Regions from separate parts of the Homo sapiens genome. Here region 2 is linked to region 1. A link is an interaction called in ENCODE POLR2A ChIA-PET data of the cell type or tissue named here. Cell type or tissue: PC-9. All regions are shown on one strand. Each heading gives the region's core, and the rest is flanking DNA. Links, peaks and the distances in the headings are about the cores only.

What was found. ChIA-PET counts read pairs that join two places held together with the same protein. Peaks named below come from ENCODE experiments on the same cell type or tissue, not always from the same donor. Only the 100,000 strongest peaks of a DNase experiment are listed, where the experiment ranks them.
Region 2: POLR2A ChIA-PET joins it to region 1 with 9 read pairs; 2 of 35 experiments call an interaction of 5 or more read pairs at or near these places.

The regions. Positions count from the first base shown.
Region 1 is chr11:10,706,864-10,715,197 of GRCh38, reverse strand. No RefSeq gene overlaps it. Among named protein-coding and RNA genes, the nearest start is that of IRAG1, 17 kb to the right of the region's middle. In PC-9, for the core only: no CTCF peak of the experiment used is centred there; no DNase peak of the experiment used is centred there.
Region 2 is chr11:10,585,053-10,593,386 of GRCh38, reverse strand. It overlaps IRAG1 (inositol 1,4,5-triphosphate receptor associated 1), which reads left to right. Exons shown (of 21, transcript NM_130385.4): 18 at 1,775-1,839. IRAG1-AS1 (IRAG1 antisense RNA 1) reads right to left here. Exons shown (of 4, transcript NR_046375.1): 2 at 4,237-4,375. Among named protein-coding and RNA genes, the nearest start is that of LYVE1, 21 kb to the right of the region's middle. In PC-9, for the core only: no CTCF peak of the experiment used is centred there; DNase peaks (open chromatin) are centred at 856, 4,236 and 6,606; H3K27ac peaks cover 4,390 bases.

The DNA of each region.
Region 1 (8,334 bases), core at 137-8,136:
GCTCTCCTCCACTGACCCTGTAGATCTCCACTCTTCCTCTTCCTGGGAAGTCCCTGTGGCTGTAGCCCCTGAGATCCCATCCTGCTTTTCTCTGTGCTCTCTGGTGTGTTTGGAGCTCACTCTCAAGCTGGTATTAAGCCTGGTTCTGCTTTGGTGAACCCCACTTCGTTGCCTTTTGTAGTCTGAGCGTGTCTTGCTTAATAGCAAACACTATTTTTTTTCATAGCCTGTTTGGCTCACACCACATTTTTAGCCCACCAGAATTCCCACCCCACCCCTCTACATCCACATTTGAAACACAGGCAGGTAATCTCTGGGCCATGGGGTGACAGCTTACGTGCAGAGCCAAAGTGGCTGCCAAAGTCTATACACCTTTGAGGGGGTTACCCACTCTCCTCAGGCCCTTGCTGCTCTCAAGGAACCCACCACCTAGGTGCTGTGTCCCCAGAGTTCTGCCCTGCAGTTTTCCAATCCCAGGATGCTTAAACATTCAGAAAAAAAAACAGGCATTATTCCTGTCCGTGAAAGCTGAGGGAGGTCTCTAGCACCCTCAAAGCTAGCTTTTGGGCCAGGCATGGCGGCTCACGCCAGCACTCTGGAAGGCCAAGGCAGAAAGATCACTTGACACCAGGAGTTTGAGACCAGCCTAGGTGGCCGGGCGCAGTGGCTCACGCCTGTAATCCCAGCACTTTGGGAGGCCCAGGCGGGCGGATCACGAGGTCAGGAGATTGAGACCACGGTGAAACTCCGTCTCTACTAAAAATACAAAAAATTAGCTGGGCGCAGTGGCGGGCGCCTATAGTCCCAGGTACTCGTGAGGCTGAGGCAGGAGAACGGCGTGAACCCGAGAGGCGGAGCCTGCAATGAGCCGAGATCGCGCCACTGCACTCCAGCCTGGGCGACAGGGTGAGACTCCATCTCAAAAAAAAAAAAAAAAGAAAAAGAAAAGAGATCAGTCTAGGCAACATAGCGAGATCCTATCTCTATTAAAAAAAAAAAGATTTTTTTTTTTAAAAACTAACTTTTGGAGAATCTAAAGCAGGCTTAGATGCTTTGCGAAGATATCTTTTTCTTCTACTCTAGAAGAAGGAAGGAAGATCACAAAGGAAGGCTCAGATCCAAAGTGAATTCTTTGTCTAGTGCATGGTTTATTTTAAATGGGAAAGTTCAAGGTTACAAAAACAAATGATTTGTATGGGGCATTTGTGAATTCTGAAGCATAGATATTTCTTCATGTTTGAAAGATGTGCTCAGATATTTGTGCGATTTTTGTCATTGTTGAAATAAAAGAGGTAGTGAGGCTGTGGAACATTGCACTTAGCATGATGTAAAAAATAAATAAACAACAGTACAGGCCCCAGTGTCCCAAGGAAAGGGAGAAAATGTGGTCCTGTTTGGTCTTCCTCTCACATGGTCCCGGAACACCTCAATGAAAAGTCTCTTCCTGACATACCAAACCGTGAGTTGGATGGCTTTACTGATTGAATGGAATAAATTGGCCAGGTAAGCTGTTGTCAAGAAGACTGACCTGCAGAAGTGGAATGCTTACTTTTTCTTTGTCCTTAACTATTGATTTTGTTAAAATCTCTTTATATGACCTTGGCGTTAGATTGCATTGACTTGATTAGATAGCTTTTGGAAATGAATTTCTTGGGGAAAGAATTGAATTCAGTGTCAGTAACTGGATTAAAGGAAAGAGATGGGCCTTGGGGTGTTGAGGCCTAGCCCTACCATACAGCACCCGTATGATCTTGGATAAGGCATTTCAATTCTCTAAGTTTCATTATCTTAACAGGAAAATGCAGACCAAACTCTTTTTGTGAATATGCTTTGAGAGTAGATGATGTATATAAATTGCCCTCTATGGTATCTGGTATTATACAAAGTAAGTCTTTGATATTTGCTTGTTTTCCTTTTCTCCTCTGTTCCTCTTCCTATCTCCCTCTTCAACTTCTGCTTGTGTCCAAGATGTTCATCTTTAGCACCAAAGGAGAGATGTTTTTCGAGGGCATGTCTCAGAAGCTGAAAGACTGGCTGACTGGTTTCCTTCAATGTTTATGACTTTCCCATTGGACTCTGAAATGTGGCTCTGAAAATCTTTGTGTCTGTAGCTGCATGTCAGCATAAATACTCACACTTGATTTTTGGAATTAAGGTAGAGTGGAAGAGAATATGAGCTCTGGAGCTAAACTATCTGTGTTCAAATTCTAACTTTGCCACTTACATGACCTTGCATAAGTCACTACCCTCTAGGTGTCAGTTTCCTCATCTGTAAAATGAAGATAAGAATAGCATTTAACTTACAGAATTAACATGTGGTGAAACAGCTTAATATATATAAATACTCAGAACAGTACCCAGCACTAGAAGTAGCATTTGAATGTTGGCTACAGTGATGATGATGGGATGGTGATGATGATGGTGGTCTCCCCTGTTAGACTATAAACCTGAGGCAGGGAGTATGTCTAATTTGTGCCCCATGCCTAGCACCCAGCACAAGGGCTTAGTCCATGAAGGAGACCCTCAGAAAATGCTTGTGGGATGAATAAATGCCTGCATGAATTAATAATATGAAAATAATAAGGGATCAGTGTGCCAATAAGGCAGACGCATGTGGGTGCTTCATATGTGTGTATTTTCCTTCTGGGTGAGAGTTCTTCAAATATTCTAGTTTCATTGTGAAATTTTTGGAGGAATTAAACCCAAAGAGCTTAAAAATGTATAAGATTTGCATTCAGATTCCATGGCAGGGACTAAATGCCAAGGGTTGAGCACCTTTGTAGGGCAGGGGCACTCCTGCATAAGGCAGGTCACAGCCTGGGATCAGACAGGGATTAATGTGGGTCAGGTGGGATGGATCCTGGAGAGGTGGTCTTCATGCCATCCAACCAGGACCTGGAGCATCCTGGAATCATAGGAGTCTGACCTGAGGCTAAGCAGGACCCTGGGAATGCTCTCACTCGCGTGGCCCCTGAAGAAACCATGATCCCAAAAGCCACGAGCCATGCAGGACCTCAAGAGCTTGTCTGTCAAGTAGAAGGAGAGTGCCATCTGTCATGGTAGGCTGGCTTTGAGAGGGACAATCTTCAGGCCATGTGAGTGGGATAGGGTCTCAGGTATACCCAAGCCCGAGAACAGACACAGCATCTCAGATTCTGATGGGGTAGGGGGGCGGTCATATGATCCTATCCAGATCCAACACTGTTATCATCCTTAGATACGGGTTCAAATCTTGGCTTTCACCATCTATGAGATCTTTGAACCTCAGTTGACTAATTTATAAAATGTGACTCATAATGACACTTAGTAGGTACTCAATAAATTCATTAATTCATTCAGTCAGTCAGTCAAGAAACATTTACTGAGTGTTTACCTATGTGCTGTTGTGGGCACCAGGAATACAACAGCTGACAAAACAAAGTTCCTGCTTTCACATTCTTGAGGCAGAATATAGACAACAGACAAACAAATATGTAACATATTAGATAGCAATAAGTGCTATAAAGGAATAAAAGAGGGGATGGAGTGACAGGGTAGAAAGTGATACTTTAGATTGGATGGTCATGGAAGGTGACCCTGCATAAGGTGACATTTGAACAGAGACTCAAGAACATGGAGGGAGTGAGCCCAGCAGATAATAACTGGGGAAGAGTATTCCAGGCAGGGGAACAGTAAGTGCAAATGTCCTGGGAGTGGAAGATCACTTGGAAGAGCAGTGAGGAGTGAGACTGGAGATAAAGTCCAGGAAACCAGGATTAGATCATGTAGGGCCTCTTAAGCCATGGAAAAGATGCTGGCTTTTCATACTGAGTGATGTGGGAAGCTATTAGAAGGTTATGAGCAGGGGCCGGATGCGGTGGCTGACGTCTGTAATCCCAGCTCTTTGGGAGGCCGAGACAGGCAGATCACTTGTGGTCAGGAGTTCGAGACCAGCCTGGCCAACGTGGTAAAATCCCATCTCTACTAAAAAATACAAAATATAGCCAGGTATGATGGTGGGTGCCTGTAATTCCACTTACTCGGGAGGCTGAGGCAGGAGAATTGCTTGAACCTAGGAGGCAGAGGTTGCAGTAAGCTGAGCTTGCGCCACTGCACTCCAGCCTGTGACAGAGTGAGACTCCATCTCAAAAAAAAAAAAAAAAAAGAAGTTTAGGAGCAGGGAGTGACATGATCTAACTCATAATGGAAAAGAATCAGGCCAGGCACATAATCCCAGCACTTTGTGAAGCTGAAGCAGGAGGAAACAACCATCTCTACTAAAAATATAAAAATTGGCCGGCCATGGTGGCACATGCCTATAGTCCCAGCTACTTGGGAGGCTGAGGTGGGAGGATCACTTGAGCCCAGGGAGGTTGAGGCTGCAGTGAACGTCACCATTGCACTCCAGCCTGGGCAACAGAGTGAGATCCTGTCTCAAAATAAATAAACAAATAAAAGAATCACTCTGCCTGCTCTGTGGGGGCAGGGGAGCACTTAGGAAGCAATTGTGTTGATTACGTGGCAAGAAATTGTGGTTGCTTACACTAGTAAAGATGGTAAGAAATGGTCAGATTCTGGATATATTTCTAAGGTAGAGCAAAAGGACTTTTTGATGAGTTCCCTGTGGGTTGCGTGGGGAACTGGAGGAAAATCACAAATGACTCATGTTTTGTGCCTGAGCTACTTGAAGGATGGACTTGCCATTGACTGAAATGGAGAAGACTGAGGGAAAAGCAGGTATTAGGGGTTGGACACGTGTTAGAAATGTCTATAAGATGCCCCGAAAATGTATTGAGTAAAATAGCACCTGGGCGTATGACTTTGGAGTTAAGGGAGAGGTCCAAGCTGGACATAAACGTTGGAGAGTTTTCGGAATACAGATGGTATTGAAAATCATGAGCTTGAATAACATCATCTTGAGAGTGAGGATAGAAAAGAATCTGGGTCTGGGGCCCAAGCCCTGGAGCTGCCAAGTGTTGCACATGAGAGAGATGAGGAACAGATACATCCTTCCTTCCCCCACTCCTCCTCCTCCTTCTTTTTCTTTCTTTAATTCGGTTAGCCTTCACTTGAACAAATCTGCTTACAAAGCTTCTTTTGGGTTTGCTCTTTAAAAGTAATATGTGCACTTTTTAACTTCAAAGACTTTTAAAAAGAAAAAAACACCCAACTCTGGGCTGTGGAAGAAGGCCTCGTGGTGCAGGCATTGAACCAGCAAGGCCAGTGCATCTGGAGATCAAGTTCCTTTTAGGATTAGTGAAATCGAGCTTTTGTTAGCATTCATCTAATGGTGGAATGTCAACGTGAAAACCTCAGAAATCCTTTTCTGCTCCACATCTCTTTCTTTTTTCCATTTAACAGAAAAACTATGTGAAGCCAGAAGGGAGAATCTGAGAAAGATTTGACTCTTCCTTAGTGAGATAAACAATCTGTTGTGTCATGGCACCAGCATAAAAATCCTGTGTTTGAAGAACAGGCTGAAACACAGTGTTTCTCAGGATAGTTTAGGAAAGGGCAAAGTAGGGATAGCTCAACTCCTGTGATAAAGATCTTAGGGTCTCAGTGGACCATAGATTTCCCATGAGCCAAGTAATGACATGGCTGATACAAGAGCAAACACAATCAAAGTAGTCTAGTGTACTGGCCATAGGAAATCAGAATCCCCTGAATAAAGAGGATGCTGGTTGGATGACACAAGCAGTCCACGATGCTATTCCAGGCATTGCATTATGAGAGGGACTTTGGCAAAGTGTGTGGTGTTCAGTGGAAGAGACCCGCATGGGACAGGTTTTAAACAAACAACAGGAGTTTGGCTTCAGCTGGAGCCTTGGGCATGCTGTAGTCACTGTCTTTAGATATTTGCCAGGGAATGAGGGAGATTGGTTCTGTATTACTCCTTAGAGAGAACTAAAGGAGAGAAAGTGACATAGAAGTTTTTATGGTTGGAATGGGCTTAACATAAAGGAATGAGCTCTCTCGCCCTTTCTCTCAAATGGAGGATAAGTTAATCAATAGTCAGGGATGCTGTAGAGCAAAGACTTTTAGGTGCGGGCCAGTGGATGAGCCTCAGGAGGTCTGTAAATCCCATGAAAGCACAGGCCAAATGGTATAGGCATGTGTGTATTTTTCTGGGGAGGAGATTCATAGCTTTTTGTCAGATTCTCAGAGTTATGGGACCCTAAAAATGTTAAGAAGGTCTGCCACAGCAAATACCTGTAAGCTGCAAGGTTTGAACCCTGTGGTCTCCTTAGACTAAGTTCAATGGTTTTAACTAGCTTGAATAACCCCCATTCCCTGGCTGAGTGGTTCTGTGGAAAGAACATTGACTTTGCAGTTGGACAGATTTCAATTTGAATTCTAGCTCAGCTACCTTCTACTTTTGTGACTGGGCAAATTGCTTAACTTCTCTTCAGTGTCTTCATTTGTAAAATAGGAATAATAAAATCAATCTCACTGGGCCATTAAATCACATAATGCAGGTCACCTGGCACAGTTCTTAGCTCATACCAGGAGCTTAGTAAATGCGAGGTCCTTTCCTCGCTCCTTTTCTCTAACATATTTTATTGCCTATCCCACCTACGGCCACCCTGTTTATCACGTGGTCCAAGATATGGCTATCTGGTCAGAGAGGGATATCTGCCTTAAAGGTAGCTAGTAACTTTGGAGACTTGGCTTAAACAGACAAACCAGGTCTTTTTTTTAATCTGAAACAGGAGATAGCTGTCAGAGGGTCGGGGCAGGAGAAGGCTAGAGCTGAGAGGCCATGATGGGCCATAGCAATGTGAGTGTGCAGAAAAAGCCGGAGAAGAGGTAGGAAGAGGAGGAGGAAGAGGAGGAGGAGGAGGAGGAGAAAATGGATTCTCAGAGAGAAGGGGGAGAGAGAGAGAGATTACATGGCCTGTGAGATCACATGGTGTGTGGGAGACAGGGACGCAGACATTCACACAGATTAACAGAGTAAGGGCTTCAGTTCCTGACAGCCCTCTGCTCCCTCAAGGTCTGGGTGTACTTAATTACCAGTCCTGGGTTCTGTGGGGGTTCAGTTATCATTGGCACAGGCCCCTTTAACACTTGAGCCAGCCAGAGTTGATTTCTGTTCTTTGCAACTCAAAGAATCCTGCACTCTCCCCATCAATTCTGCTATTGGGTCCAGCAGAGTCCGCTCACCCAGCTGGCCCAATCTGGAATCCCTTCCTCCTCCCTTGATTTTCCCTATTCAACTCAACACTCAAGGCCCCACTGAAGCTTCTCCCTCTGTCATGAAGCCATTCCTGACCACTCCGGGAGCCAGAGACCTCTTTTTCCCAGAAGCTCCGCTTCTACAGCTTCTGAGCTTCTACAGCTTTTGTAGCATTCCCAGCCCTGCCCCATCTTCGTATGGGCAGGCTGGGTAGAGGTTTCCTTGTGGGCAGAGTCCATACCTCATTTCATCCTTGCCTGGCCTGGTCTGTGCCTAGAACCAAGCAGAGCCCAGCAGGCAAGTAGCCATTGGCTCTATTCACTCAGACCCCAAACTGGCTGCACCTGGGCCTCTCCTCTTACTTAGCAAGGATGTGATTTCAATTCCTGTGTTCCCATGCTGTTTCTGGTGTTCTTGAGGTGTTCCCTCTGGTGTTCCCTATTGACTCATTTTCTCCATGCACAATTCAGCTCAGATCTCCCTTCAAAGACCTGGAACCTATCTCTCCATGCCCAGTAACTAGATTTTTTATTCTTCCCAGTTTAATTCAGCCAACATTTTCACTTAACATGTATTAGATGTTAAACTAGGCACTGGGGCTATTGCATCAGGAGGCAGTGTGAGCCACTGGTTTTGGGTGCTGGTTCTAGAATTTGACTAACTGAATTAAAATCTAAGCTTGCATTCTGACAGCTGTAACCTTGGTCAAATTACTTATCATCCCCAACCCTTAGTTTCCTCACCTTTAGAATGGGTTGATATTCATAACAACAACATGCCTGCCTTGTAGGGCTTTAGTGAGGATCGGATGAGATTATCCATATGAGGGGCTTAGCCCAGTGCCTGGCTCATAATAAATAATCAATACATCACTGTTGTCATTGCTGTTACTATTATTATTATAAAGATGCATTGCCTGGGTCCTTATCTTTGAGGACCTCACAACCAGGTAGAGGAGGCAGAAAAGCCCCAATATTAGGCCACTGACCATTGTCCATGTAAAATAATAATAATAATAATAATAATGAAAGAAAAAAAAATAAAGTTCTAACATCAGACGATAGGTGTGCAATACTGAGTTTCTCTTTGGTGTGCTCCAGCATTCTCATGGGCTACGAATGGGGTAAAGACAGGCTGAGATACTGATTCCTATCTGTTCTTTGAATGTATTGGTA
Region 2 (8,334 bases), core at 319-8,318, 120 kb after region 1:
AGGAGAGGAAATTTCCAGAATAGAATCTGAGTGATAGGCTCAAAAACTCAATATACACCAGGCTGCATGTATTCTACTACTCTGGGAAGTCCCACTGCCCTCAGCATGGTGTTGGCAGCTCAGCGTTCTTTGCAAATGATAACTCTTTTTGTGCTTACACCACAATCTGCCAAGGTGGTTACAATTTTTTTCTACTCTGCAGTGGGCTTAAGTAGCTGAAGTTTGTAATGTGTGATAGGTGGTAGAACAGCTTTGAACCCTAGGTTCTCTGATTCCACAGCCTGAGTTCTTCAACCCATTGTTCTCCTGCCTCAGTTCATTGTAGCATTGTTCATAATAATGAAAAGTGGGAAACAACTCCATGTTCACTAATAAGAGATTGGTTAAGCAAATGGATATTCCTATAAGGGGTTTCTGTAGAATTATCCATAATTTATTATGAATCAAAAGCAAGTAAAATAGAATATACAAAACCTAGTGTATAAACAGTATAATTCTGTTTTGTACTTTTTAAAAGAGTGTGTTTCTGTGTGTAGACATAGAAATTTCTGGTAGAAGATATGTGAAACAGCTAATAATGGTTATCTCTAGGCAATGGTAAAATAGTTCATTTTTATTTTCTTCCTGATGCCTTTTTATATTTCTATAATAAGAATGTATTGGTAATAATCAGGAAAAATACATTTCCATTTCTTTTAGACAAAGACGTTTGGATATAACAAAATATTTTCTGTATCCCAGGCCTTTGTGCATCTGGCTAATTCTCTCTAATTCTTTCTTCAGTGGTTTCTCTATCCCCTGCCTATGACTAGCACTACCCTATAAGGAAACAATCTGATTGTGTAAGCAACTGGAAATTCAAGCTCTATGTAATACCAATGAGTGGTATTCACTGCTTCCTGCCTCAAGCATTTCAGTCGTCTATGAAATCAACCTAAATTCCCAAATTACCCACTAAAATAAAACAACCTGAAAAAAATGTTTAAGAATGTTGGAGAGGACTGGTTAGTGTATTTTAACAGATCTATTTCCCATACTTTGCCTAAAAGCATAAATTTATTTTCCAAATATATATTCCTTTAGACTAGGGGTTGGCAATCAGGGCCATAGATTAAAAACCACACAGGGTACTTTTAAACCATTATTCCCCCAGGCCCCACACCAAGATTCTGGAGTGGATCGATACTTTTTTAAAACCTCCCCCAGGTGATTCTAATGTGCAGCCAACATTGAGAACCATTACTTAAACCAAATCCATTGCAACAACACAACCTGGAAATCCTGGGGAACGTATTGTAAAGAAATTTCTGATGGTTTGAGCTTTCAGTAGTGATTTGCATCTCCTGAGAATTGTACCTGGAGCTATGTCTCTAGGGACAGTGATGGGCTTGTGTGAATCTATTGTAAGGAGCCTGAGACCTGCATTTGTAGGAGGCCCACTGGTGTTCAGTCACAGTTGCTAAACGGGACAGAGAAAAACTGATGGCTCCTCTCCAGAATGGAGCCTCAAGATGTAAACTTTCCTCTTCACTTAAGGAAACTTAGCAGAGGTGAAGGAAAAGGAGGAAGCTGCATGTGCCCTAGAGGAAAGGAGGACAGGGAAGGCCTGAGGGAAAGGGCCAAGTCCTGGGCTCAGATGAAGATTGGAAAGTGGGGGCATGGAGGAAAGAGGAGAAGCAGCAGCCCCGCTCCCAGCATCATCAGAAATCCAGCAGCTCTGGCTTCTTCCTTCCATAGCGCATCCTCAATTCTCTGTCTTCTGTTTTTCACTCAGTCGGAATCACCCAATGGGAAAGGCAGCCTACCTGTCACTTCAGCACTGCCTGCACTTTTGGAAAAGTAAGTTTGTCGATTTTCCTCTTGGCTTCAGGGATCTCTCAGGAAATTTTCCCCATTTTACTTTCCTTCCTCCCATTTTTATCCCCAAAATGCAGTGGAAAGCAAATTAAGTTTTAAGGGAAATGAATGGGAGTCTGAAACCCACAAAGATTTCAGAACCTGTTTGCAAAATTCTTGAACCAGGAAGATGCCCTGAGTGAGGCCAAGTGTACCCAATCTTAGAGAGCCCAGAGAAGGCTGGAGCCTTCTCTGCCAATTGGGATTCCTTGGGCTACAGACAAAATAAAGCCCCAACTCAATGGGACTTAATTAAGTCCAGAGGTAGAGCTGCTCCTGGTATGGCACAGCAGGGCTCTAGCTCAGCGAGTCTACAACTTCCTTGCCTCTGGCCACATTGTATGTTAACTTCATCATCAGGATTGTGGCAAATGGCTGGTAGTTCCTGGGATCCCCTCCAGACAGGACAATACCTAGAGGAAGAAAGGGACTGTTTCTTGCCATGTTCCTTTCTTAGGAATAAACCCAGAAGCCTTTCACCAGTCTTCTCTATTATCTCATTGACAAATCTGGAAGGAAGTCCCTTTCTAAAAGAATCACTTTGGGAAAGGGATTGTCATTATGGGATTAAACTATTCCCTGGGGTTGGTGAGAGGGTCAGCTTCCCATAAAGCAAAATGACTCCATGAAGAAGAGTAAATTCCTGAACAGAATCATGTTGCTGTTAGGAAGTAGGAAGGAAAATGCATATTGGATTAGCAGCCAGCAGTTTCTGTGATTTTCTAGGCATCTATGCAATTTGCAGATCTTTTCATCCTCAGCCAGAGTAAGGCAGGCTGTTTCTATGCACTCAGAGGATTTTATAGCTTACTTTTCAAATTCTTTCATTTGCTTGCTGAAAAACATCTGGATCACACCTGCTGCCTCTCAGAATTTTCCCCTTGTGTCTTTTCTCACTTGGTAAAACATATACCTTATTCTTCCTTCTTCCTTGCCTCAAGACAGCTTTAGTCCTTTGTTTTTCTTTGCTGTTAGAAAAGTTTTGCTATCTGGCAGGGAACCTGTATGTTGGGACCCTTTTCAGTACAGACAAGCTCCCATCTCCAGACTCAGCCTGCCTCCTACATCTGTCATTCTGTATAGCCACCAGCTTATCACCCAGTGATTTGTTAGTCTTGAAGTTTGCCCAGCATTTCGTCTCTTTGCCACCTCACCCCCATAAGCTCACAGGTCCTTCGTGTTATAGAGGGTCTCTTGGGGTCTCTCTCTCTGTCTTTTCTTGATCACTACAGGGAAATTGTCAAGAGGCAACACAACCACCACCACATGGAAGTAACCGAGTTTACAGAAACTTACCAAGTCCCTAGAGTCATAGTACCTCATCCAGGGTCTCTGAATCTCTCCAGAAATGGTCACCTCATGCTCTGACTGAGAAACCCACTAAAATTCTCCCTGCCAACCTTCCCTTTGGGTGCACAGATCCCTACTTCAGAGAACCCTCAACTCTAGCCCCTTTCCCAACTCTAGGCCTGCAGAGCCACTCAAGGCAGAAGATCTCTTCAACAGACTCTTAATCATGACAGAGAGGGCCTGAACTCTGTAGAACTTATGCCAGGCCAGTTGAGCACTTCTGTCCAAGGCAGTGGGGATCATGAAAACATGAATTATCCTTGGTAAGGGAAACTGAGGTACAAAATTGGAGACAATAAGCAGCAGCCCCAAATTAGGAGTGTCAATGGGTGACGATCAATAGTGGCATCACCTTTCCAGTGCTTTATAGAACCTGGAGAGATATGGACAGAGTGGGGATTAAGGCAAGTCAAGCACACTGGGGCTGACTCGCCAGTTGGGAATATACCCATGTAAGAATGGTTGCAAAGAGGTGAGGGCATCTTTAGAGGAAGAGGGGTTCAGGATGAACAACAGCTTCCCCTTCTGGATTTCTCAAAGATGTTAAGTGATTTCCATTTAAAACTGGAAACATGGCCAGGCACGGTGGCTCACACCTGTGATCCCAGCAGTTTGGGAGGCTGAGGCGGGTGGTTCATGAGGTCAGGAGTTCAAGACCGCCTGGCCAAGATGGTGAAACCCTGTCTCTACTAAAAATACAAATAAATAAATAAATAAATATAAAGTGGAAAATTTACTTGATTCCCAACAGACTAACAATGAGACAATATATGAGTAAAAGTGAATTCGTATCTTCTGTCCTATACACAAATACAGTCAATTCTAACTGCCCTATCCATATCGTGAAAGAGAAATAATGTGTTATAGTTTAATATACATTGCTTTGGAGACTGTTGTATTCAGCTTTGTGTTAAAATGATTTCACCTTTCCTAAGCATACAGTGACAAAGCAGGAAGGGCACTGGCTAAGCAAAGGATAAGATCAAATACCCTGTGGCTAGTTCACAGGAAGATACTTGAGAGCTGGTTACACTGCTTCATGAGATTTCAGAGAATGCTGAGCCTTGTTCTTGGAGGTCATTTCGTAATGAACTGCTCTTCACTCACCAAGGGCCTAGAAACCTGTAGACTTAAACATATGGGTGGAGAGTGATATTTAAAGTTAGTCCTGAAGATGAAGAGAAAACAAAGCTCAAGAGCAGTTCCACAAGTAGAAATGGCTATGTAATTGTAGTCTTTTGTTCTTTCATTCCTTCAGCAATTAATCACCAAGGGCCAGGCACATAGAATGTACTCAAGGAGCTTGCAGTCTAGCGGGAAAGACAGATGGGAAGCAGCCTATTATAATACAACATGATGGGTGGGATCGTAAGGAAGTGTAGGTTGCTAAGGGAATGATGCACAGAAAATGAGCACCTAACCTGATTTTGGTGTAAGGTTGGGGGAACTGGGGAAGTGGGGGGAAGAGAGAGCTTAGAAAATGATTCCCCTTGGCTGGGCAGTGGCTCACGCCTGTAACCCCAGCACTTTGGGAGGCCAAGGCAAGTGGATGACTTGAGCTCAAGAGTTGAAGACCAGCCTGGGCAATATAACGAAAGCCCCATCTCTACAAAAAATATAAAAATTAGCCAGGCGTGGTGGCGTCCACCTGTAGTCCCAGCTACTCAGGAGGCTGAGGTGGGAGGATGGCTTGACCCCAGCCGGGAGAAGTTTCAGTGAGCTGAGATTGCACCACTGCACTGCAGCCTGGAGCCTGAGCGACAGAACCAGACCCTGTCTCAAAAAACAAAAAAAAAAAAGTTTCCCTCTAGGAACTTACTTTTAAAGTAAAAATCTAAAGGGTACATAATCAACTAGGTGAACAGGAGGTTAACAACATTCCAGGCTTTGTCCATGTGACAAAGTATGGAGTATTCAAGGAATGATGATAATGATAACGATGACAATGGTAATTACTGTTGACTATTTACAGCACTGATGACAATGGTAATTACTGTTAACTATTTACTGCACTGATGACAATGGTAATTACTGTTAACTACTGCACTGATGACAATGGTAATTACTGTTAACTATTTGCTGCACCTCGCTGTATGCCAAGTGCTTTGCTAATTGCTTTGTATTAATAATCTCAGTTAATCCTCACAGTAATTCCATGAGGTAGGTGTACTATTAATATCTCTGTTTTATAGATGAGGAAACTGAAGCTCAGAGAAATCGTCACTTGCCTGAGGTTACACAGCTGGTAGATAGCAGAGCACATGCCCTTACCCTTTTAATAGACCGCCCAACTGGAAGAACAAAACGAAGTTCAGTGTGACCATAGAGAAGAGGATGAATTTAAGAGCTATTTTTGAAAGAGCATGGTGACCGGTTGGGCATGGAGTGGAGAACAGAGTCGGGGTGAGAGACAGGGTGTGTGTGGAACCGTTCACAGAGCGATCAGCAAAACCAGGATGTAGATGATGCACAGGGTTAGTGTCAAAAAGGGGTTATTATGTTAATGTATCACAGAGCAATTTTAACTCTGAATCTCTAAAAATAACCATGTTTCTATACTCTTGAAGCACCCAGGGTAAATTCCTTAAAGATTTCACAGGACACTAAATTTGTACAGTAAGCAACTCCCCTTTGCTGATGGTATCTTGGAGTGAATTCCTCCCTCCCGCCACCCACCCCAATAAACTTGTGGCGGACCCCAGGTATCTAGAACTGAGTAACACGGAGTAAGGAAGCTTGGGTTCCCTGGGCTGGGCTTGTCAGAGGGAACCATGGCAGTGGGGGTGACTTGGAAATATTGCTGAGCCCAAGAAGATATGCCGATCACAAAGGATAGTAGCCACTTTCAAATATTGTTTACCATGTGGGAAAAGTTGAATCTAATATACCTGCCTGTCCAAAAATATATTTTGACTAAATAGTTCTTCACATTACTGAGAGCTGAGCACAATGACAAACATTTTTGACCTGGTGCACGTGTGAGAATAATGAGCCTCATTTTCATGAATCATCCCAGAAAGAAAGCACATAGGATTTCAGGCAGGGGACAGATGCCAAGATCCATGAGCCTTCGGGCCAGAAATCCCTAGGGTGGGCACAGGCTGTGCTCAGCTCCAGTTTATAGCCATGATTACAGATTCGTTTAGTCCAACCCAAACACTGGGTTCTCAGGAAATAACCATTTACAGAGAGGACTTGTGCCTTTTACAACATTCCTAGTAGGGACTGGATAAGTCATAGTGAAACCGATGCAACTTGACAGGCACTTAAAGGCACCTACTGTATGCCAGGCACTATTCTGACCCAAACACAGTCCTTCTTCCTGTGATGACAGTCATATGCAGGTATCTAAAACATACATCAATGCCTCCCTGTGAGTCATGCTGTCACAGAGGTGCGGTGGCAGCATAAAGGGAGAGAGAGGGCCAGGTGCGGTGGCTCATGCCTGTAACCCCAGCACTTTGGGAGGCCGAGGCAGGTGGATCACTTGAGGCCAGGAGTTCGAGACCAGCCTGGCCAACATGGTGAAACCCCATTTCTACTAAAAATGCAAATATTAGCCAGGCGTGATGGTGCACGCCTGTAATCTCAGCTACTTGGGAGGCTGAGGCAGGAGAATCGCTTGAACCTGGGAGGTGGAGGTTGCAGTGTGCCCAGATCATGCCACTGCACTCCAGCCTGAGTGACAGAGCGGGACCCTGTCTCAAGGAAAAAAAAAAAAAAAGGAGAGATCAACTTTAACCAGAGGGTGTGGGGGAGGGGAGAACACCAGCAAAGGTTTCACAGAGGAGAAGGCATTTGAGCTTAGTCTTAAAGATGCTTAGAGAGAAACTTCCAGATAGTTAGAGAAGATATTTAGGAAACTACAAGCTCAGTTTAGAGGTCAGGAGAGAACAGCAAACATTTTACATGTTGTGTTTCCCCCACTTGCCACCCTACCCACAACCCCTCCACTCCCCCCTACCCACCCTCCACACACACACACAGTAAACAAAGGCCCTCCCAGCCACTTACACTGTAGACAAGCAGCCTTGAAAAGAGGGGCAGCATGGAAGCCATGGTCCAGCCTGAGGGCAGGAAGGGCTTCACTCAGCAGAGTGAAAGGAAGAGACTTCTGTTGAAAGAAAGGCAGGGGGATTCATGGAGGGCTTCTATTGAAAGAAAGGTGGGGGTTCATGGAGGGCTTCTATTGAAAGAAAGGTGGGGGTTCATGGAAGGCTTCTATTGAAAGAAAAGCGGGGGTTCATGGAGGGCTGGAAAGTCCATCTTGACACACAGGTAGAAGACCAAGGTGAGAGTCCCAGCACCAATAACGTGAATTTAGGCAAGTCACTTAATCAACCTGAGCTTGGGTTTCTTATCTGTGAAATGGGATAATACCCCACCTAGGTGGCAGATAGTGCAGTCAGAAGAATGGGCACATATCAGACTGCACAGGGTAAAATTTGAGCTCTACCACACACTGGTTGTATGATCTTGGGCTGGTCCCGAGATCATACACATTCTCTCACTTGATCTTTCCAATGATAAGAAGAGCTAAAAGTTAACTTACTTATCAGGCTCTGTTCTAACATCTCATTTAAGGCTCACAAATGACCCAAGAAGGTATTACTGTTCTCTGTTTGACAGATATGAAATCACTTGAAATGCGATTCTCATGCCTCAGCCTACTTTTTGAGCCTTGGTTTCCTCATCTGTCAAACAGAGAACACTAATACCTTCTTGGGTCATTTGTGAGCCTTAAATGAGATGTTAGACCACAGCCTGATACATATAAGTTAATGTTTAGCTCTTCTTATCATTGGAAAGATCAAGTGAGAGAATGTATATGAGAGCCCTATAGGGGAGCTGAAATGAACAGAAGATCTGCATGTAAAAGAGTCGATGAAATGGGCTTCCTGGCCCTGCTAGGGAAAAGTTTTCCTCTCTAGAGATCAGTGACCCAAGGACAATGAGAGCTTTGTTTACAGTCACTTATCTGCAAAATTCTAAGGTGCATAATGTGTGATGACACACAATAGACATGCACCTGAGAAAGTTCCTAAAGCCATTTTATGAAAATGTAATGTTAATTTACCATACCTTAAA